2 separate regions of the Homo sapiens genome follow, and region 1 is linked to region 2. Evidence: chromatin loops called from intact Hi-C (ENCODE). Cell type or tissue: mammary epithelial cell. All regions are shown on one strand. Links, peaks and the distances in the headings refer to the core of each region. The heading gives the core; the rest is flanking DNA.

Region 1 (5,983 bases), core at 287-5,286, 66 kb before region 2:
CACTGCAACCTCTGCCTCCCGGGTTCAAGTGATTCTTCTGCCTCAGCCTCCCTAGTAGCTGGGATTACAGGCACACACTTCCACGCCCAGCTGATTTTTTAAATATTTTTGGTAGAGACGGAGTTTCACCATGTTGGCCAGGCTGGTCTCAAACTCTTGACCTCAAGTGATCCACCTGCCTTGGCCTCCCAACGTGCTAGGATTACAGGCGTGAGCCACCGTGCCTGGCAATGTTAGATCTCCTGAGTGTGACAGTTGTATTGTGGCCATGTAGGAGAATGTTCCTACTCTTAGACATCGATGCTGAAGTACTGGGGGAGGCTAAGAAATGGGCCACGGTATCTACAACTTCCAAGCTTCAGCAAAATGAAAAGGAAAAGAATCCGGGAGAGAGAGAGACAGAGAGAGAGAGGGATGAATTTAGCAATGAGTTAACAATTGGTGAATCCAGGGAGAAGGGTACACAGGTGGTCATTGTACAATTCTTGTAAGTTCTCTGAAGGTTTGAAATGTTTCAGAGTGAAAAGTTGAGGGAAAACGCCTTTGGTGTAAGATCTGGGGGAAACTGAGGGGAAATGTGGCAGTGGGCCCTGTCCCCCGGAAGCTCAGCAGAAATGGCAACTTGCACCAGCCTATGCCCCCTGCTGCCCAGAAAACATCAAACTCCACCCACTTGGCCTGCACCTCTGCTCTCAGCATCTTCACGCAGGCTCTCCCCCTCCTCATCGGAGGAAATTTCCCCCGTGGATAGCCACCCCTGGCTTGGCTAGGATGTTACCCTAAGTGCCTTAAAGTACCACTGTTTGTCTCCCTGGAGAGTGAACCCAACCCTAAGTGGGCTCTACCCACTTTAGGTTTTCAAAAATTATATTCACTTAACTTCACAGAAAAAAAAGAATGTGGGCCAGGCGCGGTGGCCGACGCCTGTAATCCCAGCACTTTGGGAGGCCGAAGCCGGCAGATCACGAGGTCAGGAGTTCCAGACCAGCCTGGCTAACATGGTGAAAACCTGTCTCTACTAAAAATACAAAAATTAGCCGGGCGTGGTGGTGCGTGCCTGTAATCCCAGCTACTCGGGAGGCTGAGGCAGGAGAATCGCTTGAATCCGAGACCGGGAGGTTTCGGTGAGCCGAGATGGCGCCACTGCACTCCAGCCTGGGCAACAGAGCGAGACTCCGTCCAAAGGAAAAAAAAAAGAAAAGAAAAGAAAAGAAAAAGAAAAACAATGTGATGTACAGACACAGAATGCCAAGATTTCGTCATCCCACATTCTCTTCGGAGCCCTGTCAATGAGGATGTTTTTCCACCCTCGTCATCAGATTGGTATACTAGTTTGTCATTTTCTTGCTTTTCCCAGCTTACTTTTCTCTTACAGGCACTTCCTGATGTTCCCCGAAGCCTCACGCCCCACATATTTGAGGGGCTATAGGATGCCGTGGCGTGCTCGCTTTGGCCATCCATGTCCCTCGTGTTGGACACTAGAGCTGTCCCCGATGTACCCATACTGACCTGGTCACGAATCGCCTTGAGAGGCTGGAAACTCACCCGCCTCCTTTCCCGGACTAGGGGGAAGTGGGGTGAAGGAGGCGTGCAGGGAGGAACCTGGGGGAGGGGGTGGCCCGTCTCCCAGGCTGGGCGTGGGCCGGGCGAGGTCCCCAGCCCACCGGGCCGTGCCAACAATGGCCTGTTGTAGAAGGAGGCGGGAAGGAATGCGGCCTGGGGAGCTGGGCGGCGGCGGGGCGGGGCCCGGCCAAGCGGCTGCCTTTTACCTGGCCAGGTAGCTCGCATTTCCCGGCAAGCGGCGGCGCCCGCAGCACCTGTTGCCCGGTGCGCGGGCGGGGAGGACGGCGGGGGACATGGCCTGGTAGAGTCCCCTGGGGAGACCGTGCTGAGTTCAGTCCGGGGCAGGGCAGGGCGAGGGAGGGAAGGTCCTTCCCTGGCGCCCGCGCGGGCTGCGGCAGCATGAAAAAGAAGCAGACGGTGCAGGGCACCTTCAGCAAACTCTTCGGGAAGAAGCACACCACGACCCCCAGCACCTCCCTCTACGCCACCAATCCGCCCTGGATCTTCACCCAGGAGGCCCCGGAGGAGGGGACCGGGGGCTTCGGTGAGTACTCCGGGGACGGAGGGCGCTGGGGCGGGGACGGAGGGCGCTGGGGCAGGGCCGGCGGTGCTGTCTCCTGGAGGCGCGGAGGGGAGGGACACGTTGGAACCTGCGGACTGGCCGAGAGCAGCCGCCGGGCAGGGGAGGAGGCACCGCACAGGGGTGTCTGGGAAGGGCTGTGCGGTGAGAGAGGTGTGGGGAACGAGGGGACCCCCCCCACCACCACGGGGAGGTGGGAGAACTTTGCCGCCCCCACCTCTGACCCCAGGCCTTATTCGGAGGTGTTTAATTCCCCCTCTTGGCGAATCCTATGCTTGTGTTACTGTTAGCGGAAAGGCTTCCGGAGGTTTGCGATATCTCCCCCGACCCCCACCGCTACACCCCCATTCTGGCTGAAGCAAAAGTGTTCCTGAAGAACTGGGGGCTAAGGGGCTAAGAACTCCTCCCTCACCCTTTGCACTCCCTGTTTCCCAAGCCCACGTGGCAGAGAGGGGCCTGCTATCTGGGTGCTCACAAACTTGGCTCTGGCTAGGTGAGGCCCAGGAAAAAACAACAGGCGCAGCTGCTACCAGGTTACCAGCCTGTTTGTGACACCAAGTCACTTATTGGGGCCACAGGCTCCTGCCAGTTCAACCTGGGACCTGGGCTGTCTCTGGGCTAAGACCGAGGAGCCAGAAATGGGACAGTGGAGGCCAAGGAACCCTCTCCCTGACTGCCAGCTGCCGCTGACCCTGGAATCAGACTGGTGTGTCTCTGCAGGCCTCTAAAAGCACCGCCTTGGCTCATCCCCAGGCTCTGGCTGTGGGTCATCTTATCATTGCATCGTTTTGCAATTTGTATTCTCTATAACTAGGGGAAGCCAGCGGCTGGAGACAGAAATCCATTTCTTGTGTATGACATGTGGCTCTGGAACGCCCAGGTTGGGGGGGCAGGGGGCTTCTGGGCCCAAGGAAGGTCACCCATCACTGCTTTAGCTTGCCTGCCTTCATTCTCACCATATTATCTTCACTGATCTTTATAGCCACTGTGCTGGGACCCACAGTGGATGTCATAGCCTTGGTGCCTGCTGTTGGACTCAGTTCAGCATGCAGGTTGCCACAGCCAGGACACAAGGCACCATGGATAGGAGCAGGACGGACAAAGTGTCGCCTCTTCCTGGCACAAAGATATCAGATCAGGGGGTGAACAGAACTAACCATATGCCATTTAGCCCTTTCTGAGCCTTTGCTGTAAATGATTATTAAGCATAAAAGCAAAGAAGAGAGATGACCTCTGAGTGGAACTAGCATTCGAGCTGACAGGAGAGGGCATTCCTGGCAAAACAAACAGTAGAAGCAAAGACCAGGAGGAGCAGGGCAAGTGGAGGCATGGTGTAGGCACTCCCAGACACAGGTGTGCAGGCAAGTGCCTGTGAGCCAGGACACTTCTTTCCCTCTCAACGGAGGCACCATGGAAAGACCATTTATTAATCCCTTCTTAGGTGCAAGATGCCATTCTAAAATCTTTGTGTTACTGATTCATTGAAATCTCATCTAGAGTCAGGCACTATTATTGTCATTCCTGTTTGACAGATGAGGAGACTGAGGCACAGGGAGGTTAAGTAATATGCCCAAGATCATACAGCTTTCAATGCTGGAGGCAGCATTTTTCTAAGTCCACAATTCAATGATTTTTAGTAGACCATTTACACAGAGTTGTGCCATTATCACCACCATCTGGTTTTAGAACATTTCGATGACCTCCAAAATCTCCCTTGTGAGGCAGAACTAGTATTTGAATCCAGGCAGTCAGGCTCCAGAGATCACACTCTTAGCGGGTTTGCTGAATTAACTCTGCAGAGGAAGGCGATCCAAGTTTACTTGAGGGGCATCTGCCTGGAAAATACCACACACATACACACACACACACCCTTCCTCCCTCAAGGGGAGACCTCAGCCATGCCTCTCAGCCACGCCTCTCAGCCACTTCTGCATTTTGCCTAGGCTGTGCAGGCTGCTAGTGGGCATCAGCACCTCTGGTGAGGGAAGAGGGCCTGGTGCCCTGTCATCTCCAGCCAGCTGCTGCCCTCATCAGCCTGGGCAGAGCTGGAGTCCAAAGGACAGCTCCTCCCGTTCCTCAAGGCAGGGCTGGGCCTCCAGCTGACTCAGCTTGGTCTTGCCTGCACAAGGAGCCATGGAAAACATCATGCACCCAGCAGAACAGCGCCTCAGTGTTTCCGGGGTGTTCCCTGGGGTGCCACTGGGCGTGGCAGAAGTCCTCCCTGCTCTGCTTGGAGTTAGGGAGAGGAGGGACCAGTGTTGGGGATTCTGTGATGGGATGCAGGTGCAGCCCTGCCTTGGCATCCTGTCTCTGTCAATACATAGGGCTAAGCACTCTCTGGGCCTCAATTTTTTCTTCTGTTAAAGGGGATAGTGTCCAGGCTGCCTGCAGGGTAACTGCCTGAAGCGGTATTTATGGTAGTGCTTTGAAGAGCATTAAAACAAAAAGCTCTAAACAGGGTGTCCAATCTTTTGGCTTCCCTGGGTCACATTGGAAGAAGAATTGTCTTGGGCCACACATAAAATACACTGACACTAACAATAGCTGATGAGCTAAAAAACAAAACAAAAAAACGCAAAAAAAAACCCCTCATAATATTTTAAGAAAGTTCACTAATTTGTGTTGGGCCATGGGTTGGACAAGCTTGCTCTAAAGCAAGGATTGGCAAACTACAGTCCTGGCTCCATTCTGGCCCATGGCCTGCTTTGAGGAATAAAGTTTTATTAGAACATAACCAACTATGCCCCTCATTTACATATGGTCTATGGCTAGAGTTGAGTAGCTACAAAAGAGACCTTATGGCCTGCAAAGGCTAACATATTTACTATCTGGCCCTGTACAGAAAAAGTTTACTGGCCCCTCCTCTAAGGCATGATTTATTATTGGATCGTTCCCAGCATGGAGCACTTCCTGCCCTTGCCTGCTTCAGCTCCTCTTCCTAACACTGCTGTAGAATAGAGGAAACTGAGCCATGAAAAGACTATTTCAAAGTCTCAGAGAGAGTGGGATTAGAGTTCCATAGGGCCCCTGAGTCTGTGACATTCCCCTCAAGCCTGGGGTGAGATGCTGGCGATATCCAGCCCTTAGAGAACAGGCGGTGGAATGGAAGGGAGGAAAATCAATGTAGGGATGTGTAAGGGAATTAAGGAGTAATCAACTGTTTGCTCTGTGGTTGCAGCCATGTAAAAATCTGTTTGCACAAGGGTAGGCTGGGTACAGCGGGTAAATGCAAACAGTCATGTGAGAGTGGTGATGAGCAAAAAAATTTTCTTTACAGAATTTCTCTAATATGTATTCCAGCAATTAGGAGGGCTTCACTGAATGCATTTGCAATCCTAACAAAGTCTTCTGCCCTCTCCCAGCCCAAGCAAGGCCACACGAGTGTGTGTGTGTGTGTGTGTGTGTGTGTGTGTTTAAATGCATGAGAAAGCAGAGATGTGGATCTTCGCAAATCCCAAGATAAAGGACTGGGCTGTTACTGGAGACAAAGCTGCCAGTCACTCAGGACTCCTCCCTTGCATCTTGGATTAACTGAGCCAAGATTCTTTATCTACCACCGCTGCACCCGCCACCAGCAATGGGACACCCTTGTTTGCTAGAGGACTCTCTTTCCTACCCCGTTCCTCTAAATGGGACAGCTCACAGCTACCTCAGACATTTATTTGAAATGCAGATTCTGGGCTGGGCGGTGGCTCACGCCTGTAATCCCAGTGCTTTGGGAGACTGAGGCAGGTGGATCATGGGAGTTTGAGGGCAGCCTGGGCAACATGGCAAGATCCTGTTGTCTCTACTAAAAATACAAAAATTTGCCAGGCTTGGTGGCATGCACCTGTAGCTGCA
Region 2 (5,983 bases), core at 629-5,628:
AAGCACAGCAGCAAAGAGCCCTTTCCTTCCTGTCACTTTCCCTGGTCTCTTGAGTTTCAAAGGAATCAAATCCTGTGATAATGAACGAAGTCACTGGCTGCTGCTATGCCCCACCACATAGCCTGATTGATTAAGAAAGTCTCTGGTGGGGTGCGGTGGCTCACGCCTGTAATCTCAGCACTTTGGGAGGCCGAGGCGGGTTATCACTTGAGGTCAGGAGTTCAAGACCAGCCTGGCCAACATGGCGAAACCTTATCTCTATTAAAAATACAAAAATTAGCTGGGCGTGGTGGCTCACACCTGTAATCGCAACTCTTTGGGAGGCCAATGCGGGTGGATCACTTGAGGTCAGGAGTTCAAGACCAGCCTGGCCAACATGGCGAAACCCTATCTCTACTCAAAATACAAAAATTAGCCAGCATGGTGGCGCTTGCCTCTAGTCCCAGCTACTCGGGAGGCCAAGGCAGGAGAATCACTTGGACCCAGGGTTGCTGAGACTGCAGTGAGCTGAGATCACACCACTGCATTCCAGCCTGGGTGATAGAGTAAGACTCCATCTCAAAATAAAAAAAAAAATTCTCATTATTCTGTTCATATCTTCCTCAACCCAAACATCCAGTGAAAATAGGTCATCTTAATAAGACGGTTTGCCATGAAAATCATGTCCGATCACACCCTGCAGCCTCGGCTTGGCCATGAGGAGGTCACCCTCTTCTTCCCTTGAGTGGCTTTAACTCCCCGGGAGGGTGGAATCTGCGCCCCTGTACAAGCCAGGTTTCCTTCTCAGCTCAGGAGAGGGACCTAGAAAGAAGAGGAACCATGGAGCCTCCTGGTGTGGGCCCTGTCTGCTCTCCTTCTAGGGGAAAACTGCTCCAGTGCTGTGAGGGTTGGTCCCTAGACTGCAGGACACTCAACCACTAAGGAACAAGAGCTATGTACGGGAGCCAAGTAAGGACAGGAAAAGGGAGACTATTCCCTCTCACCAGAGTGGCTTTCCCCAAGGCTCCGCCCCACTGAGGAGACTCTTCCAAGAAGCAGAGAAGACCACCTCGGTGGGACAGTGAAGGCTCTCTGGACCCCAGCCTCCAACTCACTTCTTCCTGCGGATCTTGGGCTTCTTCACCGGCCGCAGATAAGGGTTATCGATGATGTTCTCCTCCCCATTCCGGCTACCCGACAAGGAGGGGTTCTGCTGCAGGACAGAGGTGTTCTCCTTCTCGGCTCCAGAATCCTCCTTTGAGCAAAAGCCAAAATAAAGCACAACATCAACAGCATAAGGAAAGAGATCATGCCTATAATTGGAATGACCATTAGCATCCTCTAATTGAGAAATTAGAACCTGGGAAGCACCTTCTTTCCAACATTCCTATCTCTGCCCCGATGAAGCGAGGACCAGGCAGGGGCTGGCTATGAAGGGAAGGCAAGACTAACAGCCTTGACCCAAGAGAGCACACAACAGAGTCCAGAGTTTTGAACCTCTGGAGAAGGCAGGGACAGGGGTTAGAAAGAACAGACACCTGGGAGGGACAGGAATCAAATTCAGATGCCTCAGGGAGGATGCCCGGCCAGGTGGGGAGATGAAGAAGAAAAGTGATCCTGGATGCCCTGCATGACTGGGAGATACAGGATCAGAACACATCATCTGCATAGCGCATCTCCTGGCCAAGCTAGATAGACTAAGTCAGAACAGATTTCTCCCTCAAATCCTCACATTTCTGGTACTTGCAACATGGTACCAACAATCACATCCCAGCACAGGCTAGAAACTTCTTGAGCCTTGAGGGTTCCACTAAGGGACGCAGAGCCAGCAGGTACCAGCACATGCACATCATTGGTAATGCCTATCTGCAACCTATGAGGCAGGGTTTGTTTGTTTGCCTGTTTGAGATGGAGTCTCCCTGTGTCACCCAGGCTGGAGTGCAGTGGCGTGATCTCGGCTCACTGCAGCCTCCGTCTCCGGGGTTCAAGCAATTCTCCTGCTTCAGCCTCCCAAGTAGCTGGGATTTCAGGCATGTGCCATGACGCCCGGCTAATTTTTGTATTTTTAGTAGAGACGGGGTTTTACCAGTTGGCCAGGCTAGTCTCGAACTCCGAGGCAGGGTTTTTTACTGTTCATTTTTTTTTTTTGAGATGGAGTCTTCTTCTGTTACCCAGGCTGGAGTGCAGTGGTGTGATCTCAGCTCACTGCAAGCTCCGCCTCTGGGTTCAAGAGATTCTCCTGCCTCAGCCTCCCAAGTAGCTGGGAGTACAGGTGCCTGCCACCACATCCCGCTAAGTTTTTTATTTTTAGTAGAGACGGGGTTTCACCATGTTAGCCAGGATGGTCTCGATCTCCTGACCTCATGATCTGCCAGCCTTGGCTTCCCAAAGTGCTGGGATTACAGGCGTGAGCCACCGCGCCCGGCCGCTTTACTGTTCATTTTTTGAGAAAAATGTGTTTTTTCAGAAAAGTTTGTAAGTTCACATGTAATCAGTATGATCAAAATTCTTAAAAAGTCACAGTTGTGTATAGACACAGAAAAAAAGGTAATATGCTGACATTTTAAAAACTGTTCTGGAAGTATGAGCAGTCAGTTATCCTGTCTTTATTCACAGCCTCCTTTATTTTCCACGTTTGGTCGGGCTGCGCCCCCTGGTGATGGGCCAAGGGGAAGAAGTTCTTCCACGGGGAAGAAGTCATTGAGATTCCTGTTCTGCAACTTGAGGCTAAAGAGGCCCTCACTGACCTCAAGCAGGAGAGGCTGCTGTCAAAACAGACAGAGGATGCCATGACCGGATGGCATGAAATAAATAGCAGGTTCCCCTGACAGGACAGCTGGCCTAGGGCATGGACACCAGTCTCAGGTTTAATGAGCCAGAAGAAACCAGATCACATCTAGGTTCCCCTGCGTGCCCTCTCCCTGTCCTATCAATTGTTCTCTTCAAAGACACAGTTCCATTGGCCCAGTATCAGGGCCTGTGTGTTTTCCCTCTCCAGCACCCAATCCAGTGGGACCACAAGGTGACCCAGAGCCACTGGGGCCTTCCAGAGACTCTTGAAAGCAAGTGCTGCAGGACCAACCTAGTTCAGGCCAGACCAGGTGCCGGAAAAAAGGTCTGCCCACAACCAGACCTCCCTTGGGTATCTGGCATCCAACCTTTCTGAAGTTCCTAATGGTACAAATGAGTAGTATCTCCTCGCTCCGTCCATCCTATCATTTCTCTACAGTAGACAGCCTATCTTCAAAGTTACTGGAAGCTCACTTCAACCGTGCCTTCAATGTTTTCTGAGATACACATGGAGGTAACACTGTTAGAGGTGCTGAAAACGCCAGCCTCAAGACACTGCTGGAGGGTCAAGAGGCTCCCTCCATTCGGCCCACCGTGGCTCACAAGAGCAGGACGGCAGGCTTCCTTCTCCCAAGCAGGCCTCATAGAAATGTCCCCTTCAGGGACAGGCAGCACTGAGATGGTTAGGGGTGGGGAAGTCAGCCAGTTAAAAAAAAAAAAAAAAAAGTAGGCCAGGCGTGGTGGCTCACGCCTGTAATCTAGCACTTTGGGAGGCCAAGGCAGGTGGATCACCTGAGGTGAAGAGTTCGAGATCAGCCTGGCCAACATGGTGAAACCCTGCCTCTACTAAAAATACAAAAAAATCAGCCGGGCATGGTGGTAGGCGCCTATAATCCCAGCTACTTGGGAGGCTGAGGCAAGACAGTCGCTTGAACCCGGGAGTTGGAGGTTGCAGTGAGCCGAGATTGTGCCACTGCACTCCAGCCTAGACGACAGAGTGGGACTCTGTCTCAAAAAAACAAAAAAGTAAAGTGTCAAACTGACCCAGAGATTTGTAAAAAAAAGTGGGAGCAGAATGGTCCGTCAGGAGCTCCCTGAATTGCCTGTGAGCTCTAGCAAGGCCTACACCCTCTGTGGTGACTGCATCCAGTCTCCCAGCTCTCAGTGCCATCTCTACGCCAACAGCTCCCTGGAGTACAATGCCAGCCCTAACCTCTCCCGACTTCCAGGCTCATGCAGCCAGCTGCTCACTCAGCATTTCCACTGGGGTATCAGGTAGGCAGTTCAGACTTCAGGCACCTAAGTCTGAATTGGGGACCTTCCCCTGTGGTGTAAACGGCGCTTCTCAGTCCCTCCCATCACAAGTGATGGCAACTCCATCCTTCTAATGGCTCGAGTCACAAACTCTGTGGTCATTCTTGCTTGTTTTCTTTCTTTTATTTTTAAACAGGGTCTCACTATGTTGCCCAAAACTGGACTCAAATTCCTGGGCTCAATCTTCCTGCCTCAGCTTCCCAAGTGACTGCAACTATGGGCATGCACCACCACACCTGGCACACTCCTTTTCCTTCACTGACATCCCATACCCAATCTGTTAGCACAGCCTCTTGGACTTACCTTCAAAATTCAGGCAGGCACTGACCACTTCCACCACCTCTGTGGCAACCACTCTACTTGGGCCCACCACTGCCTCTCGCCTAGGCTATAGCGACAGCTTCCTGACTGATCTCTCTAGTCCGTTCTTACCGAGCCATCAGAGTGGTGCTTTAAGAAGCTCAGAAACATCCCTCCTCTGCTCCACGCCCTCCCACAACTCCCATCTCTCTTAGTTAAAAGCCAGCTCTTAAAATAGCCTACAAGGCCCTACCCAATCTGACCCTCCCTCCCACAAGCCACTCACTATTCCACAGGGCCTTTGCACTGCCCATTCCCTCTGCCAGAACACTCTTCCCCAGATATCCACATGGCTCACTCCCTCACCCATTTCAAGCTCCTGCTCAGATATCCCCTTCTCAGTAATGCCTACTCCGAGCACCCCACTTAAAAACTGAAGACTCCTCCTCACCCTGGATCTTCCCCTACTGTTTTTCCCCCACACAGCACTTTCATTTCTGATATACTATGCAACGATTTAGTCATATATTGTGTTTGGTATCATTCTCCCACAGCCAAACTCTGCTCCTAAAAGGCAGAGGTTTTCTTTGTTTTTCTCACTGCTTTATCCCAAGCAGCCAGAAAAAATATCTGGCACATACTAGGTGCTAAATAAACACTGGTTGAGTGAGTGACTGGTATATTTTTCATAAAAGAGTAAAAGCTTAGATATCTGGGTTGGCTGCAGAGAGCAGCTGGTTCAAATGTGTGAGAAAAGAATCTATTATACATGAATTTAAATTATACATGAATTTAAAATGAATAGCTCCTTTATGTTCAAGTACATGGAGAAACTAGAACCAGGTTAAATAATGTACTGCCTAACAACAGACCTTGAGAGGTGCACTCTCATCAAGAGATAAAATAATAATTTAAAATACCTGTTATTGGCTGGGCGTGGTGGCTCACGCCTGTAATCCCAGCACTTTGGGAGGCTGAGGCGGGCGGATCACGAGGTCGGGAGATCGAGACCATCCTGGCTAACACGGTGAAACCCCGCCTCTACTAAAAATACAAAAAAATTAGCCGGGCGTGGTGGCGGGCGCCTGTAGTCCTAGCTGCTGGGGAGGCTGAGGCAGGAGAATGGCATGAACCCGGGAGGCGGAGCTTGCAGCGAGCCGAGATCACGCCACTGCACTGCAGCCTGGGTGACAGAGCGAGACTCGGTCTCAAAAAAAAAAACAAACAAAAAAACCAGTTATTTACTTTGCTATAACAATGTCTGTAAATGGTAAAGACAGAAAACAACCTAAGTGTTCATGGGGGACTAGATAAATTAAATGGTTACATCCATACAATGGAAGATAAAGTAGCTGTGAGGAACGATGCGCCTCCTCCCTTACAGATGTGGAATGACCGCCAAGATACAGCCAGGAAAAAAGCAAGAAGAGAACAGTTTGTGATCTGCTGTTTCAGTTCAAAATAACAATTTAAAAAAATGTCTCTAGAAGGCTACATAAGAGGCTGGTGAGACAGTTGCTCTGTGGGAGGGAAAGTGGGTAACAGGGAACAGGATGGGAGGGATTGTCACCATACATCTTTTTGCACACTCTGCATTTTG

Evidence for each region. A loop is a pair of places that touch in the nucleus more often than their neighbours do. Peaks named below come from ENCODE experiments on the same cell type or tissue, not always from the same donor. Only the 100,000 strongest peaks of a DNase experiment are listed, where the experiment ranks them.
Region 1: a loop joins it to region 2, with 2.5 times the contacts of the local background. A loop is called at or near these places in 4 of 110 quality-filtered maps.

The regions. Positions count from the first base shown.
Region 1 is chr6:42,138,424-42,144,406 of GRCh38, reverse strand. It overlaps C6orf132 (chromosome 6 open reading frame 132), which reads left to right and starts at 1,787. Exons shown (of 5, transcript NM_001164446.3): 1 at 1,787-2,107. The coding sequence starts at 1,963. RefSeq lists an enhancer at 2,533-3,212. In mammary epithelial cell, for the core only: a CTCF peak has its summit at 2,173; DNase peaks (open chromatin) are centred at 1,336, 1,576, 2,216 and 4,256; H3K4me3 peaks cover 2,775 bases; H3K27ac peaks cover 3,375 bases.
Region 2 is chr6:42,072,351-42,078,333 of GRCh38, reverse strand. TAF8 (TATA-box binding protein associated factor 8) reads right to left here. Exons shown (of 9, transcript NM_138572.3): 8 at 1,095-1,234; 9 at 1-801. The coding sequence ends at 789. Among named protein-coding and RNA genes, the nearest start is that of TAF8, 25 kb to the right of the region's middle. In mammary epithelial cell, for the core only: a CTCF peak has its summit at 2,637 (motif pointing left); a DNase peak (open chromatin) is centred at 2,633.